2 separate regions of the Mus musculus genome follow, and region 1 is linked to region 2. The links are chromatin loops, found by intact Hi-C in ENCODE. Cell type or tissue: left cerebral cortex. All regions are shown on one strand.

What was found. Hi-C counts contacts between places; a loop is a spot of excess contacts. Peaks named below come from ENCODE experiments on the same cell type or tissue, not always from the same donor. Only the 100,000 strongest peaks of a DNase experiment are listed, where the experiment ranks them.
Region 1: a loop joins it to region 2, with 3 times the contacts of the local background. A loop is called at or near these places in 5 of 42 quality-filtered maps.

Annotation. Positions count from the first base shown.
Region 1 is chr2:23,180,905-23,188,904 of GRCm38, reverse strand. It overlaps Yme1l1 (YME1-like 1 (S. cerevisiae)), which reads right to left. Exons shown (of 19, transcript NM_013771.5): 8 at 7,797-7,879; 9 at 5,602-5,692; 10 at 2,575-2,727; 11 at 1,907-2,039; 12 at 1,063-1,125. Among named protein-coding and RNA genes, the nearest start is that of Potegl, 23 kb to the left of the region's middle. In left cerebral cortex, no CTCF peak of the experiment used is centred here; no DNase peak of the experiment used is centred here.
Region 2 is chr2:23,515,635-23,523,634 of GRCm38, reverse strand. It overlaps Spopl (speckle-type BTB/POZ protein-like), which reads left to right. Exons shown (of 11, transcript NM_029773.2): 8 at 5,684-5,806. Among named protein-coding and RNA genes, the nearest start is that of Spopl, 52 kb to the left of the region's middle. In left cerebral cortex, no CTCF peak of the experiment used is centred here; a DNase peak (open chromatin) is centred at 4,718.

The DNA.
Region 1 (8,000 bases), 330 kb after region 2:
ATTGCGACTTAGAGGGCTCTAGGAAGAAGAGACTTGATAGGGAAGTACCCTCGGAACTCATCGTTTAATGAACTAAACATTGTTTATTGTTTATGATTTGGGCATTGGCTTTATAGTCATTTTTTGAAGTCACAACTTGATGGTCCCAGCTTATAGTCCCAGCATTTGGGAAGCTAAGGCAGAAGAATAGTAGCAAATGTAAAACCAGCCTATGCTACATCGCAAGAACCTATCTCAAAAGTAAAAGCTTAATAAAAGTCAAAATAAATAAGTAAATCAATAAAGCAATTATTTTAAAAAAGACATACTCCCTTCTTAATTGTTATTTAACATGCTGGACTGTTATATCAGAAAAAGACAAGCTACTAATCAAAGAAAAAATAACTCACATAAGTTTTTTACTTAATTTAACCTTATTTTTGTTTCTAAATATGGAAGAGGCACGCCTACAGTGGCCAAAGGAAAATGCTCAGTCCCTGAGGGCTGGAGTTATATAATGCTGTAAGCTGGAGAGCCTGAGTAAAGGGAACAAAACTCAGATCCACGGCAAGCTCAGTACACTCTGTTAACCACTGGGCCGTCTCTAGCCTCAACCCCAAGACAAACCTTTAATGCTATAAATTTGTATTTTTAAATTGCTTTCTGTTTAAATGTGATATATGTTTTCAGTATTATTGAGCAGTAATTCTAACAGTTCTAAAGTCAAAGTAAGTAAGCCACCCGGGTTTAATATTAGTATTATTTACTTATTTACTTATTAATTATTTGCAAATCATTAATGTATTTGCAAAACCTAATATATTAAACGTCACTTTGAAATAATTTTAGAATTATTTTCTTCCTTAAGATTTTATGTCGGGGCGGGGGAAAAAAAAAAGAATTTTATGTCCACTGGTAATTAGATCATGTTCTCCAAGCCTTTAGCAGTCACTATCTATCTCTGGATTTGCACATTTTGAATATTCTCTATAAACGGAACTGTACAAGTTATTTTGTGGTAGGCTTTTCTTAATACAATGTTGTAGCACATATTCTTCACAGAATTTTTCTTTTCATACTTACTTATCTAATGCCTCTGGGAAATTTGTGGCACCTATAATGATTACTCCTTCATTGGGTTTGAAACTAGAGAGAGAAAAAAAGTACCATTTCACTGAAAACTGAAATATGGCTTACATGTAACAATACCTATATACAAAACTGTTCTTTGCTAGCCTTAGCTGATAATAAACCAGTGGTTACACAAATCACAAACCAACTGTTCCTTAGAAAAGAAAACTGACATTAAAAAGCCCGGGTTCCTCTTTAAATTTTGAAAAATTATTTTTAACTTTATCAATTCAAATTATATGATACACGACCTTTATTTAGTCAAAATGTCTTACACTGACATTAAGATAATTTATTCAGGGCAGTATTTCTTCCTTTTCAGTCATCAACTATATAGAAACTAGTGTATTATCCCTTATGTATGTTGGGAGGGGAGTGTATGAGTCAGCACTGGGGACCTAATTCAGAAATTCATATATACTAGCGGTAAAAGATTCACCATTAAGCTATACCTAAACTCCGTATCTTTCTTTAAGTCAACCAGTTTGACCTTGAATCAGTTTTCCACTTATAACTAGAATGAATGAATAAACAAATGAGAGGAGTTGATACATCAATTAGTAAGGGAAACAATATTCAAAGAAAAATTTGACTTCTTACATTTGACTGTTACCTAAACATATATAACATTTAATATCTATACAATTTTACCAAATCTTCCATGAGAAGAATTTGCATAAAGCCAACTTTGTAAATATCAAATAATGGAAGGTACCTGTTACTCTAAATTGCCATTAAAATAGGATAAATGCTAATTTTCAAAATATTTTATCATATTTAACCAAGACTCAATTACCCATCCATTTCAGCAAGAAGCTGATTGATCGTCTGCCTTGAATACGGGTGCATTGGAGATTCAATTCTCTTTCCACCAACAGAATCTAATTCATCGATGAATATAACACAAGGAGCATTTGCTTTTGCTTCTCCTAAGAAAACAAAAAATATTCAAATAACTTGAAAGAAATCAACACTTTTTGAACATAAAAATATTAAAAACTGTAAGACTATCAAAGAGTCATGTTTAAGAACTGGTTTCCACTCTTCCTATTTGTACAAATTAATATAATTAGAATTAAAGCTAATAAATATTAATTACATGCTACAGAATTGATAAATAAAATAAAAAAACAAAAAAACTCAAGAATTTTTCAACATCAACAGTCCCTAACTTCATCTAGCACATCTACCAGGCCTTATGATTGTTTAGCCTATATTAGAAAAGAATGCAGGGCCAGTAAGAGAGCTCAGTAGCAAACGGGCTTGAGTTCAATTCCTGAACCCCCCAAAAAGGTAGAGGAGAATATTTACTTTGTATATATTTCACACATATGTACAAAGTAAAATTGTTTAAATAAAGCACATAGCTTCATTAAGTTACCTGAAACTAAAGCCAATTATCAAGGAAAGGATAAAGAAAACATTACTGTTTCTCTACCAGTTTGAAATATACACCAAACATACTAAAAAGATTTCTGATCCTGCTGGCTCCTACGCCCACAAACATCTCATCAAACTCTGATCCAGAAGCATAATAAAAAGGGACGTCAGCTTCTCCTGCCACAGCTCGGGCAAGAAGCGTCTTCCCTGTTCCTGGTGGCCCAACTAAAAGAATTCCTAGAAGAAAAAGAGACAAGAACAAGTCATTAATTTTTAAATCCCTCAATAAGAAGCTCTATCACAAATACTCACTGCTGTAACAGTAATGTTCAATATTGCTAAACATGGCAGAAACAAACAAACAAACAACAACAAAGAGAAAAAACAACCAACAAGTTTCTGTTTATGTTCCATTTTAAATTTTTCTCTGTACCATTTACATATTACTTGTAGCAAGGAGAGGTTGTCCACACCTTTAATCTTAGCACCTGGGAGGCAGAAGCAAAAGCAAAAATTCTCTGTGAATTCAGAACCAGCCTTGTTTTTACAGTAGTTTCAGGCCAGCCAGGGGGAACAGAATGAGAGTCTATATCAAACTGTGTGTGTGTGTGTGTGTGTGTGTGTGTGTAAAATCCACATATCAAGAAGCAAGACAAGAAAAGAGTACTAAGACAAAGGAATACAGATTAATTTATAACAACATAAAATTCACACTAAAAAATAAACAGCCAAATATAAATGAAATGATAAATAACTTCCATAAGAGACTAAAAATATTTCCTAGAAAAAAAATATTTTCTAGAGACATAAGGTATAAACTAAAAACAAAACAAGAGAAGCCAATATTAAACAAATAATGCGAATTTGGGCTGCGTTAGATAAGACTAGAGCAGCATCTCTACATTCAGGTGGCACAGTTGATATTTATAGCTCTCTTATGTTCAAGGGAGAAATGAATGCATATAGGCAAACACAGAAAAATTATTTGACAAAATGTCAAATACTGTTGGGTCTATATTGATAATACATAAATGTTAACTGCTATTATTCCAAGGTTTCCCAAATATTTAAGTTTTCATAACAGTAAGACTTTCCCATAGTAAGTTGGAAAAAGGTAATCCCTTATTTGTATATAACTTTTCTAATTTACATTAAAAAGCAATAAAGCTGCAGTGATGTTGCAATTTTAACATTTTTTAAAAAGTATAGACAAGCTAAAAAGCAGCATGAAGGTCACATAGTATTACCGTGCTTTAGTGATACCTGACTGGCTTAAGTTGCTTATCAGTATTAACTTAATACATTTTAGTATATATCTCAAGATCTTTCCATAAATTTATGATAATGCTTTATTAGAAATTAAGTGCAACTAGTTTTAAATATTCTCTCTATAATATTATATCTCCATGTCCCTAACTGGGAAAAGTTTTGGGAACATACTCCTACTTTCTCTGTAGAACTCCCAGAAGAGATGTTCCCAGTAGTCTAAAATCTTGCCTTACACTGCAGTCTGGATCATTTGAAACACCTATCAATTAATTGCCTGCTAAAGGCCTGCCTAAGCTACTGCTGAAAGACTGTCAAAACTTAAGAGAGACAGAAGCTAGTGAAGAGATGGGCCACTGAAGGGTGGATTTTATCTCCAATCCTGTTCCACATTAATAGCTGAGCCTTCAAAGGACAGACTGTGTATTTTACCCTGAGCCACACATGCAAAGGCGTGCCTTCGAAGGGTAGGCTGTGTCTACTACAGCGAACCACCTTCTCCACTCAGCCCTCTACTGTGAGATGAGCTTTGTGCTACCATGCACTGTAATGCTTAGCCTCACCTCAAACCTCAATGATGGATCAGGACTGTGGAATCAAACCTCTAAAACTACAAGCCTGAAACAAACCTTTAAAGACAACAAACAAAAACGAATTATAACCTTTAACATAGAAATTCTATTCCTATAAATCTGTTCCCTTTTTTAAATATAAAGCTAAGTCTCGGATTATTGAGGCTAACCTCAAATTACTCCATTACCTGCTTTACCTCCCACAGGCTGGGTTTACAGGCTCAGTTTCTACCATGGGGGGAATCAAATCTTGAGCTGTTAGACATAATGGATAAGCACCATACAAACTGAGATGCAGACCCACCTATCCCTTACAAAACTATTCTAAGTAACAATCTGACTGAAGGGCAAAACCTGGGTTAAAGTGGTCATCAAACTGCCATCTTTAGTAGAAAAAGAAAATCATATAAATGTTTACATAAAAGTACACATGCTAAAAATAATTACCATTTTGTCTTTATAATTACAAAGATCATGAGTACAATTTCCATAGTTTCACTTAACAAAAAACTTCAAAATTTTTCTCATATATATATTGAAAAACAAAACAAAACAAAACACCTGAAGAGTTGGGTATAGTTCAATGTTAATGGCACTTAGCAACTTTGCACAAGGTAAGTGAGTTAGATCTCCCATACAAGATCAAAAACATCAGTGCTTAGTGTGACCCTGGATTCATGCCTGACCCTGATGGGGGTGACATTAAATAGATTGAGACTAGAACAAATGATGAATTTTGTGTATAAACAGAGAAGTTAACAATTCTAAATCCATGTAAAAGTGCTAGTCTTAACTATACAAATGCTATAGAAAAAAAATATATCTTTATGTCAAGTTAGAGAGATGGCTCACTATTTAAAAGCACCGGATTCTCTTCTAGACAACACAGTTTCAATTCCCAGCACCCACATAGCAATTCACAACCTGTATAACTCATCTTGGGAAAAGCTGATGCTCTCTTCTTCCCTCTACTAGCACCTGGTATACACAGGCTAGGCAGACATACACATAGGCAAAATAATACCATATACATAAACTTTAAATTTTTTTTAATTTAAAAAATCCTTTTTGGTAAATATACAGCCAAGTATTAAGAGAAGCATTATATCTCATTAAAAAGAAGTCATAGAACTTTATGTGTGCAATAGGCACATATCTTTATAAACAATAATTAGGAATTGAATTTCAATCAGTTATAATATTATCAAATAAGATCTGTAATATATTACTTTATGTTTTACACCAAATCATGATAAGAGGGAGAATCTCTTACCTTTGGGAAGTTTACCTCCAAGCACAGTAAACTTCTGTGGATTTTTCAAGAATTCAACCACTTCCTGTAACTCTTGTTTGGCTTCCTCCACCTTAAACAGTCAATTTACCAAATAATAATGGTTAGACTATCAAAGATTATCTTTGGTAATCATATATTTAATGTAGGTTTGAGTGAACTTGGCCTTTTTCAGTGAAAAGTATTTTTAACACACGAAAGGTTTTCTGTCAAACCTTATTTCTAATTACACTGCATCCTTATTTTGCCAACAAAGGTCCTGTGACATTCTCATCTTTACTCAGTAGGAGAAACAAGTCAGGCTTCAACTGAAACTATTACGGAGATCACAGCTCAGAGACAAAGGGCAATCTGAACAATCGAAACTGTTTAGGTCATGATTATATTTCTAGAAAATTTCCCAAAAGTATATGAACTACCACTCCATGGCACAGCATGGCTAGATCCCAACCAAGACCATCATGCTGAGCAAAGGAAGGTACAAAACAGGGCATTCTGTGTGTACTCCAGCTATTAGGATAGAAAAGTAGAAGCAAAGTGAAGTGTCTGACAGAAGGGAGACTCTCCTCTCACTGATGCAGACAGTAACAGAAGAGGCCTCTGGGAGGCTGTGGGCTTCTAATGTTCTTTGTTGGGCTGGAAACTGATGAAACACATGTGCTCATTCTTGAAATTTATTATGTATGTACTTTTAAGCAAATATGTTAAATTTCAAAAACACCTGAATGAGTTCCTTTTCTAAGAAAACCCAAGGGCACTGCACAGTGAAAGACTAAAATATCTTTACTTAAAATAATGAGTAAATGGTAATTTTAAAGTCTAAGAATAAAGTAAGAGATACCATTTACTTCTCAAAATAAGCATTATCTGCCCCCACTCTCTGTAGCAAAAAATATCTCTAGTTGAGCAATAGGAAAGCTACTGGGTTGAGTTAACAGCATCAAGATACTAATATTCTAAACAGCTCTTATATTTTAGAAGCAGTGCTATATATACATGCATACTCAAAAATTCTGAGCCAGGCATGGTGGCGCACGCCTTTAATCCCAGCACTCGGAAGGCAGAGGCAGGTGGATTTCTGAGTCGAGGCCAGCCTGGTCTACAGAGTGAGTTCCAGGACAGCCAAGGCTATACAGAGAAACCCTGTCTCAAAAAAACCAAAAAAAAAAAAAATTCTGGGCAAGAAATGATTATTATGTAAGTTTAAAAAGTGTGGCAAAACTGTGCAATAGCAAAACCTATTATGGTAAATTCTGCCAAGTTACTTTGCTCACATGAACTTAAATTTTGTCAGAATTTACTCAGTTCTGTGGTTTAGTTGCCAGTCTATCTCTGGTTCTATACTCAGACATTGCCTCATCCCCTCTGAAGCAAAAAACTTCAACCAAAAACAGCTTCAACAAGAATTCATTTTTTTAAAGATTTACTTCATCACCAGGCATGATGCCACATGTCTATAATCTCTCAGTACTCAAGAGGTAGAGGCAGGTGGATCTGTGAGTCTGAGGCCACGCTAGTCTACAGAGTGAGTTCCAGGACAGCCAGGGCTGTTACACAGACAGACCATCTTGAAAAACCTACATAGATAAGTAGGTAGGTAGGTAGGTAAATAGGTGGGTGTATAGATGGACGATGGATGGATGGATGGATGGATGGATAGATAGATAGATGTGCTGTAATTTTTAATATTATGTATGCCTGTGTAGAGTATGTGCATGCTGAGTACAGGCGCTCATGGAGGCCAGAAGATGAGTGGGATTCCCTGGAACTAAAGTTATAAGCAGTTGTGAGCTACCTGTGCGTAACTGGAACTGAACTTAGGTCTTGTCAAGACCAGTAAGCACGCTTAACCACTACAGCATCCCTCAGACAGAATAGAAAGGTCACGGCTCCATATTAATGATTAAATTTTTTTTTTGTCAGCTAGAGGCCATTATTTTTATTATTTTTTCTAACATGCCTGTAATGATTCAAATTTTACATATCAATCATATCAACCTTTTCCTAAATTATTCACTTTCTGTAATTCAAACAGAGCTCACAGCTTTAAATTGCAAGAAAAATTTGGGGCAGCTTGATATAACCAGATGGAAGCCTAATGCAGAGTATCAATTAGACAAAATATAAGAAAACAACAAAAAAAGAAAGAAAAGCAAAAGAAAAAATTCTTAACTTACCCCTTTAACATGTTCAAAAGTGACATTTTTCATCTGGACAGGGTCTACCGCAGAATCAAGTCCTGTAGTTGTCCGAAAGCGCACTAACAAGAAGAAAATATTCGAGCATATTTGATTTCAAAGTCTAGAAAAATTGCCTGTCTTGGAAGCTTTATCAAATTAATCTGAAAGAAATGGTGTTTTGAGCCGGGCGTGGTGGCGCAC
Region 2 (8,000 bases):
AGCTATATCTGGGTCCTTTCAGCAAAATTTTGCTAGTGTGTGCAATGGTGTCAGTGTTTGGAAGCTGATTATGGGATGGATCCCTGCATATGGCAATCACTAGATGGTCCATCTTTTTGTCACAGCTCCAAATTTTGTCTCTGTAACTCCTACCATGGGTGTTTTGTTCCCATTTCTAGGAAGGGGTAAAGTGTCCACACTTTGGCCTTCCTTCTTGAATTTCATGCGTTTAGCAAGTTGTATCTTATATCTTGGGTATCCTAAGTTTCTGGGCTAATATCCACTTATCAGTGAGTACATATTGTGTGAGTTCCTTTGTGATTGGGTTGCCTCACTCAGGATGATGCCCTCCAGGTCCATCCGTTTGCCTAGGAATTTCATAAACTCATTTTTTTTAATAGCTGAGTAGTATTCCACTGTGTAAATGTACCACATTTTCTGTATCCATTCCTCTGTTGAGGGGCATCTGGGTTCTTTCCAGCTTCTGGCTATTATAAATAAGGCTGCTATGAACATAGTGGAGCATGTGGCCTTCTTACCGGTTGGGACATCTTCTGGATATATGCCCAGGAGAGGTATTGTGGGATCCTCCGGTAGTACTATGTCCAATTTTCTGAGGAACCGCCAGACTGATTTCCAGAGTGGTTGAACAAGCTTGCAATCCCACCAACAATGGAGGAGTGTTCCCCTTTCTCCACATCCTCGCCAGCATCTGCTGTCACCTGAGTTTTTGATCTTAGCCATTCTGACTGGAGTGAAGTGGAATCTCAGTGTTGTTTTGATTTGCATTTCCCTGATGATTAAGGATGTTGAACATTTTTTCAGGTGCTTCTCAGCCATTCAGTATTCCTCAGGTGAGAATTCTTTGTTCAGCTCTGAGCCCCATTTTTAATGGGGTTATTTGATTTTCTGGAGTCCACCTTCTTGAGTTCTTTATATATATTGGATATTAGTCCCCTATCTGATTTGGACTAGGTAAAGATCCTTTCCCAATCTGTTGGTGGCCTTTTTGTCTTATTGACGGTGTCTTTTGCTTTGCAGAAGCTTTGCAGTTTCATGAGGTCCCATTTATCGATTCTCGATCTTACAGCACAAGCCATTGCTGTTCTATTCAGGAATTTTTCCCTTGTACCCATGTCTTTGAGGCTTTTCCCTTTTAAATTTTTAATGTAGGAACTTAGAGGTATAAGATTTCCTTTTCAAACTGTTTACAGTGGGTCTCAGAGGTTTTGTTGTATTTATATTTTCAGTTAATCCCATGTATATTTAAAAGATCTTTTTTGATTTCTTTGCTCCTTGAGTCTTATAATTTTGAGAGGTTCATTTGGATGGAGTTTTTAAATTGTATTCCATTGATCAGATTTGATACACAGAGTTATTTCAGTTTTCTAAATGTGTTCACCTTTGCTTTCAGGGGATTCACTAGGATAGACAGGAGTCAGCATGTAGGTACCAGGATAGGACTTCAGGTTGCATATTTCTCCCACCCTCGGCCCCTGGAGGCATCGAGGACTATGAACTTCCTTCTTAGAACTTCTTTCATCGTATCGCCTAAGTTTTGGTATATTACATTTTTGTGTTTGTTCTTTACTGGAATTTTTATATTTTTTTGATTACTTCAATGACTTATTATTTTGAGGTGTATTATTTAATCTCTCTGAGTTTATATGTTTTCAGGTTTGTTTTTTTTTTTTTAAGTTTTCAGAGGTTTCTTTTTTTTTTTTTCTTTTATTGAATATTTTCTTTCTTTACATTTCAAATGTTATCCACTTTCCAAGTCTCCCCTCTGGAAACCTCCTATCCCATACCCTGTCCCCCTGCCTTTATGAGGGTGCTCCCCCACCCACCTACTCACACCTTCTCGCCTTGACATTCCCCTATACTGGGGCATCGAACCCCCACAGGACCAAGGGCCGCTCCTTTCTCTGATGTTCCACATATGCGGCAGGAGCCATGGGTCCCTCCATGTGTGGTGGTCCAGTCCCCAGGAACTCCTCTGGGGCGCCTGGCCAGTTGACACTGTTGCTCCCCACACAGGGCTACAAACCCCCTCAGCTCCTTCAGTCCCTTCTCCAACTCCTCCATCAAGGACCCCTAGCTCAGTCCAATGGCTGCAAGCACCTCCCTCTGTATTTTCTGTACTTTTGCTGTTCATTTCTTTCTTTCTTTCTTCCACTGTGGTAAGATAGGATATAGGCAGTTATTTCAGTTTCCCTAAATTCTGTTGAGACTCGCTTTCTATTTCATCTGTAGTCTAGTTGGGGTAAATTTCCATGGGCTACTGAATGTATATTCTGTAGTGTATAGTTGGGGTAGTGTTCCATATTTCTGTTATGCCTGTTGCATCTTTTGAGGTAATTTAATTCCATGCATCTCTATATTCATCTGGATCATGTGTCTTATAGTAAGAGTGGTAAAGTCTCCCACTGTTGGTATGTTGGTGTTAATAATCTTTGATTATATCTTTAGTTATAAGTGTCTCATGAAATTGGGTCTATCTGTGTTGAAGGTGTTTTACGTTTGGATTTTGTAATGTCCTTTTAATGAATTGTTTACCTAATGAGTATGAATGAAGTGACCTTTATTTCTCCTTACTAGATTTGGGTTGAAGTATATTTTCTCAGCAATTAGACAAGCAACACCTGTTTGTTTTCTAATGCCATTTGCTTGGAATACATTTTTATGTCCTTCCATTATAAGGTAATGTTTGTCTTTGATGGTGAGCTATGTTTCATGTAAAAAGCAAAAAGGAGGATCCTGTTTTCTAATCCAGTGCTCTTCTCATGTGGTTCACTTTGAATAAATGAGAACATTAATATTCAGTTATTATTAAAAGGTATGTGTAATTCCAAAATTTCCTTAAATTTTGTTGTCCATTATGTTTTTAACAACTACTTTAGTACCCTCTACTTTTACTTGTAGCGTCTTGGATGGGCTTTTTGGTTTGGTTGGTTTTTTGTTTGTTTATTTTCTTCAGTCCAGAGCTTCCCTTCCAGTATTCTATTGAACTGGCTTAGTGATCATTAATTACTTTATCCTACATTTATCATCTTTCTACTTCAGTTCTGCCACATGTATTAAGACTGACAGCTCTGATCTTTCAGAACTTGAAATATATCTTTCTGTACTCTTCTATTAATGTTTCCATTGGATATTTACCAGTACATCTACACTTCCTTTATATTAACTGTGTTTCTCTGTAATTCTTTCAGCAGTTTGTGTTTTTTGAACATATGCATGTTCTATGAGATTGGTAAATTTTTTGTAGCAGATTAAGTGTCTCGGATTAACTGTGATTTTTGCATCAGCACTGTTCGTCTGATGCTAGATAAATGGTTGAGTTTTTTGCTGTTACAGATGTTTTAAATTCAGATTACCTTTTATTTTCAGTTGACATGTTTACAGTGTTCAGGAAAGACTAGGTTGTATAGAGTTGAGTTCATATTTTCCTCTTTAAGAATCAATTTAATGATGTTAAGGACACAGGGCTCTAGTTCCATAGCTCCCCTGAGAGTTGATTACTGCCTGCAGCAACACTCACTGTAGCAGTGATTGCACTGAAAAAAGTACAATCACATCTTAAATACTTGAAGTGCTTTGGTGATTAAAAGGACACTGATAGTACTTTGTGTAATAATGTATTGGTTATTGTGGGCATGAGTGAGGGAAAGTCACAGTAATACTAAGCATTTGATTGCTAAATAGGTCGAAGAACAGAAGTGGAAGATAAAATTATGCAGGGTTGGGGAGATACTTAAATGCAGAGTGAGAATCGAGGACTAAAATAATTGCAGGTAAAATAATAATCGGGTAACACATAGCAGTTTAATCTGCAAGAGGAGGAGGAGGAGGAGTCATGTTAGTTTGTCAATCAGACAAACGTGTTTCTGAGGAGAGGTCAGAGAAAGAGGACTAAGACAACTGAAAAACAAATATGGACGGGAATAAAAGAAAAGTATGAACAGTGCGATATCAGAATGTCCTACTGCATTCATCTTGGATATCGTAAAAATAACACATAGTTGCAAGGTCAGGTGGGAGGTGCAAAGAGTCCAGCTATAGAACCAGTCTCAGTTCATTCCCTGACTTCACAGAACAATGTGGTGTAGGGGCAAATGCTCTCCACCTTAGAGGTATCCCTGGGTTTGGGAATGAAGTACCTGCTACTTTATGACTTCAATGAAATGTCAGCCCAGAGTAGGGTCTGAAGTCTTAAGTTCCCTGACTTCCAAGCATATCTTGTTGTGGGATCTGAAGTGTTAGTGGGCTCTCTGGCCTCAGAGGGTGGCCAGGTGCAGTCCAAAGTCTCCCTTACACTCCCAAATTTCACAGGGTGACATAAGCTGGGATCTGAAGGCTCATCACATGCCTTGTGTGAAGAGCACTTATCAGTGGGCTATGAGGTGCTCAGCAATTATGGTATCCACACAAAATTTGTGTTTCAAATTTGCCTGGTTTGTTCACACAAACGTTCCTTATGATAGCATGCTAAAGTAAAAGTTAAACATCTCTAAGCGGAGAACAGTTGGCTGGGAATAAAATGCTTGTATAGTGCGGATGCTTCAGAAGCTTGCAGGCTCAGGCCATATCCACGGTGAAGAGGTTGGGAGGATGGCACTCGTGGAGTGTCCAGGACATCCTTGAGAGCATAGGCTATGTGATCAACAGGTGGGGTTCCGTGAGCCCAGGGCCACACACATCTTGCAAATGAATATCAACATAAGCTAGAGAAACCTTTCTCTGGAACACAGCAGTATGATCCTGGGAACCATTTCCAAAGTTCTAATTTAGTATCAGTTCATTAGGTGGTAGCTTTGCTCTATCAGGCCTCACACCTGGCGATTGGTTCATCAGCAGATCAGCACCACCTCCTGTTTAGTCCATCAGCATAGCAAGACTTGTCTTGGGTTATGTTCTTACCTAAACCACCAGGCTGCCTGCCTGGAGTGTCCTTCTGAGCTCTTTCTTCCTAGCTCTATCAGAGCTGCCTGATAGCAAATTTAGACATCACATAAAAAGTTAAACTAAATTATATTTTAACTTACATAACATTATGTCATGTATGTTCCTAACATCTTGACTTCACAAAATGACCCAAGACTGTTTCTGAAATGTTGACATTTCCTGCTTCCTTTACCTTAAAAGAGAATTGGATATGAGAACACAGAAGTATAAAAGCAACTGGTCTTATTTGGAGTATGTCTTAAGTAAGCACAGCTAGCATGACCAGTAAATAATATCACCTGGCAGTTTGCAAAAGCAAGTCTTCTAAGCTAGTGAGCTCTCATTACAAGTATTTGTAGACTGTTCTTTTGCTTAAAAACTGTGAATACAGTTTGTGGCTGTAAGGTTTAGATACTATATTACGTACTCAGGGAAAGCCGGTAACCATCTTCTGAAATGGTGTTCAGAAACTTACGCAGATGTATTTTATTTGAACTGCAGTATTTTATTTGTCTTTTTTTTAATTATGAAAAAATGAGAAGGTTCTCACTTAGTAGCTTCACTATCTCTGTATGTACTTTCTGGCTGGCCATATCTCTTAGACAGTGTATGCTTTTGTTCTTAAAATAGCCTATATTATAGTTTCAATGATTAACTTACGACAGACTTAACGTCAAAGATTCATGTGGAGTCACTTGTGTACCTGTTCCTAATTTTTTTGTATTCTTTTTGATAATAGAATCGAGTGGAAATAAATGATTTAGACCCTGAGGTATTTAAAGAAATGATGAGATTTGTTTACACAGGAAAAGCACCAAATCTTGATAAAATGGCTGACAACTTGTTGGCAGCTGCAGACAAAGTAAGTAATGGGGTTTTTAAAGGACAAAATAAAAAAAAAAAAAACAAAAACAAAAATCCTCCAACTTGCTATTTATTGGAAGCTATTATACATAAAAAGCTAAAAGTAATTTTTGATATAACTTAAGTTGTACTATTTGTTAGATAACTTGCATATTTTTATAAAATAGAATAAAGTAGACTACTATAGAAAAAAATGGTCTAAAATATCAATATGATAGGAAAGTATGAGGGGCCTGGAATTTTCCATAGAGGATTAAGGCATAAGCTTAATAATTTCTAAGATAAATGCAACATATTGTTGCATATAACATGTTATTGGAGCTTAGAGTACACTGCACAACCTTTGTGTATTTCCCTTCAAAACAATGTGCTTTACATTGTTCTCTTTATAGATTTAATATGATAGCGTAGAAAAGAAAAATTTAATACTTTTGTTATATTCTATTGTAAATATGTTCTGTCTTTTTCAACACAGAGAAACTGCAAAAATATCAGGAAAGTTTTGGATCTTCTCAGTCTCAATCCTAAAAACATATTTATCATACATACACTTAGCAGTTTTATATTCTAACTGTGTAAAGAACATTTAATCTTCAGGGGAGAAAAAAGAGTAGATAAAGTTTAAATACTTAACAAATATACTAATGAAGTTCATTAAATAAAAATGACAAGTATCATTAAAGAAGTAGAGATTAAAACCATCATGGTGTATATCTATACACCCATTATAATGACTAAAATCAAGTCTATATATGAGACTTGACAAAGATCTGGAAGAATTAAGATTCTCAGACACTTTTGTTAGGAGCATGGAATGGTACAACCACTTTAGAAAATTAAAGTTTCTTTTGAAGTCAAATAAAAACTTGCCATGTATTCCATTGTGTTTACTTTGAGAATTTTAACCCTTCTACCACCCACTAAAAACATATACCTATTTTGATTGGAGATTTATATCGGTATTTATAACTGTAATAGTTAAGAACTAGCAATAAATATAAATGTTCATCAACTTGTAAATATATGTTATTCAGTAGTAAATGCTAAGTTTGAAGTATTAGAAAAGAAAATGAATTGTTATAGTAGGTATCTGGTACACAAACGAGCTATGTACATATATACATTTATATACACACATATGTAAATATATAGAGAGGAATGAGAAAAAGATGTTCATATTTAAGGACCTAATGCTTAGCAGTAAGAAGGGGCTGAACTATGATCAATGATGTGCACGAGCCTGAAAATAGTCACACTGAATAGCAGTACTAGATGGTAAGTATATACTGTGTAATTACATTTGTGAAAATAACTTATGAAGATACAAGATCATTTCTCAGCAGCACATCTCAGTAGCACAGAAGCTGCTTGGAATTGAATGGTAAAAGATAAATTTCAAAGGGTATATTCATTCTTTTGGATGATGAGTTTATGCTTGTATTAAATCATCAAGGTAAAAATTTTAAATAAGTGCTATTTATTTTCTGTCATTAAACCTCAACAAACCTACTAATGCAGCTTTAATAACTGCAGAAAATTAGTAGTTACAGTATTTACTTAGCTTTCGGTTAAATCGTTCCTCAAGTTTGAATAGTGGCAGAAGAGATACAGTGTGCTACACACTAAGTGTAAAGTAGTAGAAAAGAAACTGAGTGGTTACAGGAGGGAACTGGCGGCACGTGTGAGCAAGAGGTACAAATGGGTGCTAGGCAGTCACTACTTCTACAGCTAGGCATTTCCACACTTAGTAGCCAGGGAGCTCAATAAGGCAGCTTGGTAACTATACTATTATCTCCTGATAGTGGAATGAATGCCTTTCTGTGGTTTAGCATCCTTAAAGCTAAGCTTGGGTTCTTTCCACCAAATTAGAAATGGAGGTATTAGGACACTTTTCACAATGGGGAATATGCACACCAGTGAAGATCTAATAAGTAGGGGATTTTTAAAAGGGTACTGTGTCTGCAGACAGCATACAGTAGAATGAGATAAAATAAAGGTGCTACCCAGAAGGAGAAATTTGAAAATGATGCCACAAGAAAAAGGACTGTAAACTTCTTTAAAGTCCACTATGGAAAATCTAGCAGACTGCTGTTATGCTTTCCCCACTTAGGAACAGTTTCACTAAGCTCTCTTTTTGTAATATGCTCATTGCTTTATTTCCTTTTACTAAACAAAATATAGCTTAAATTGTC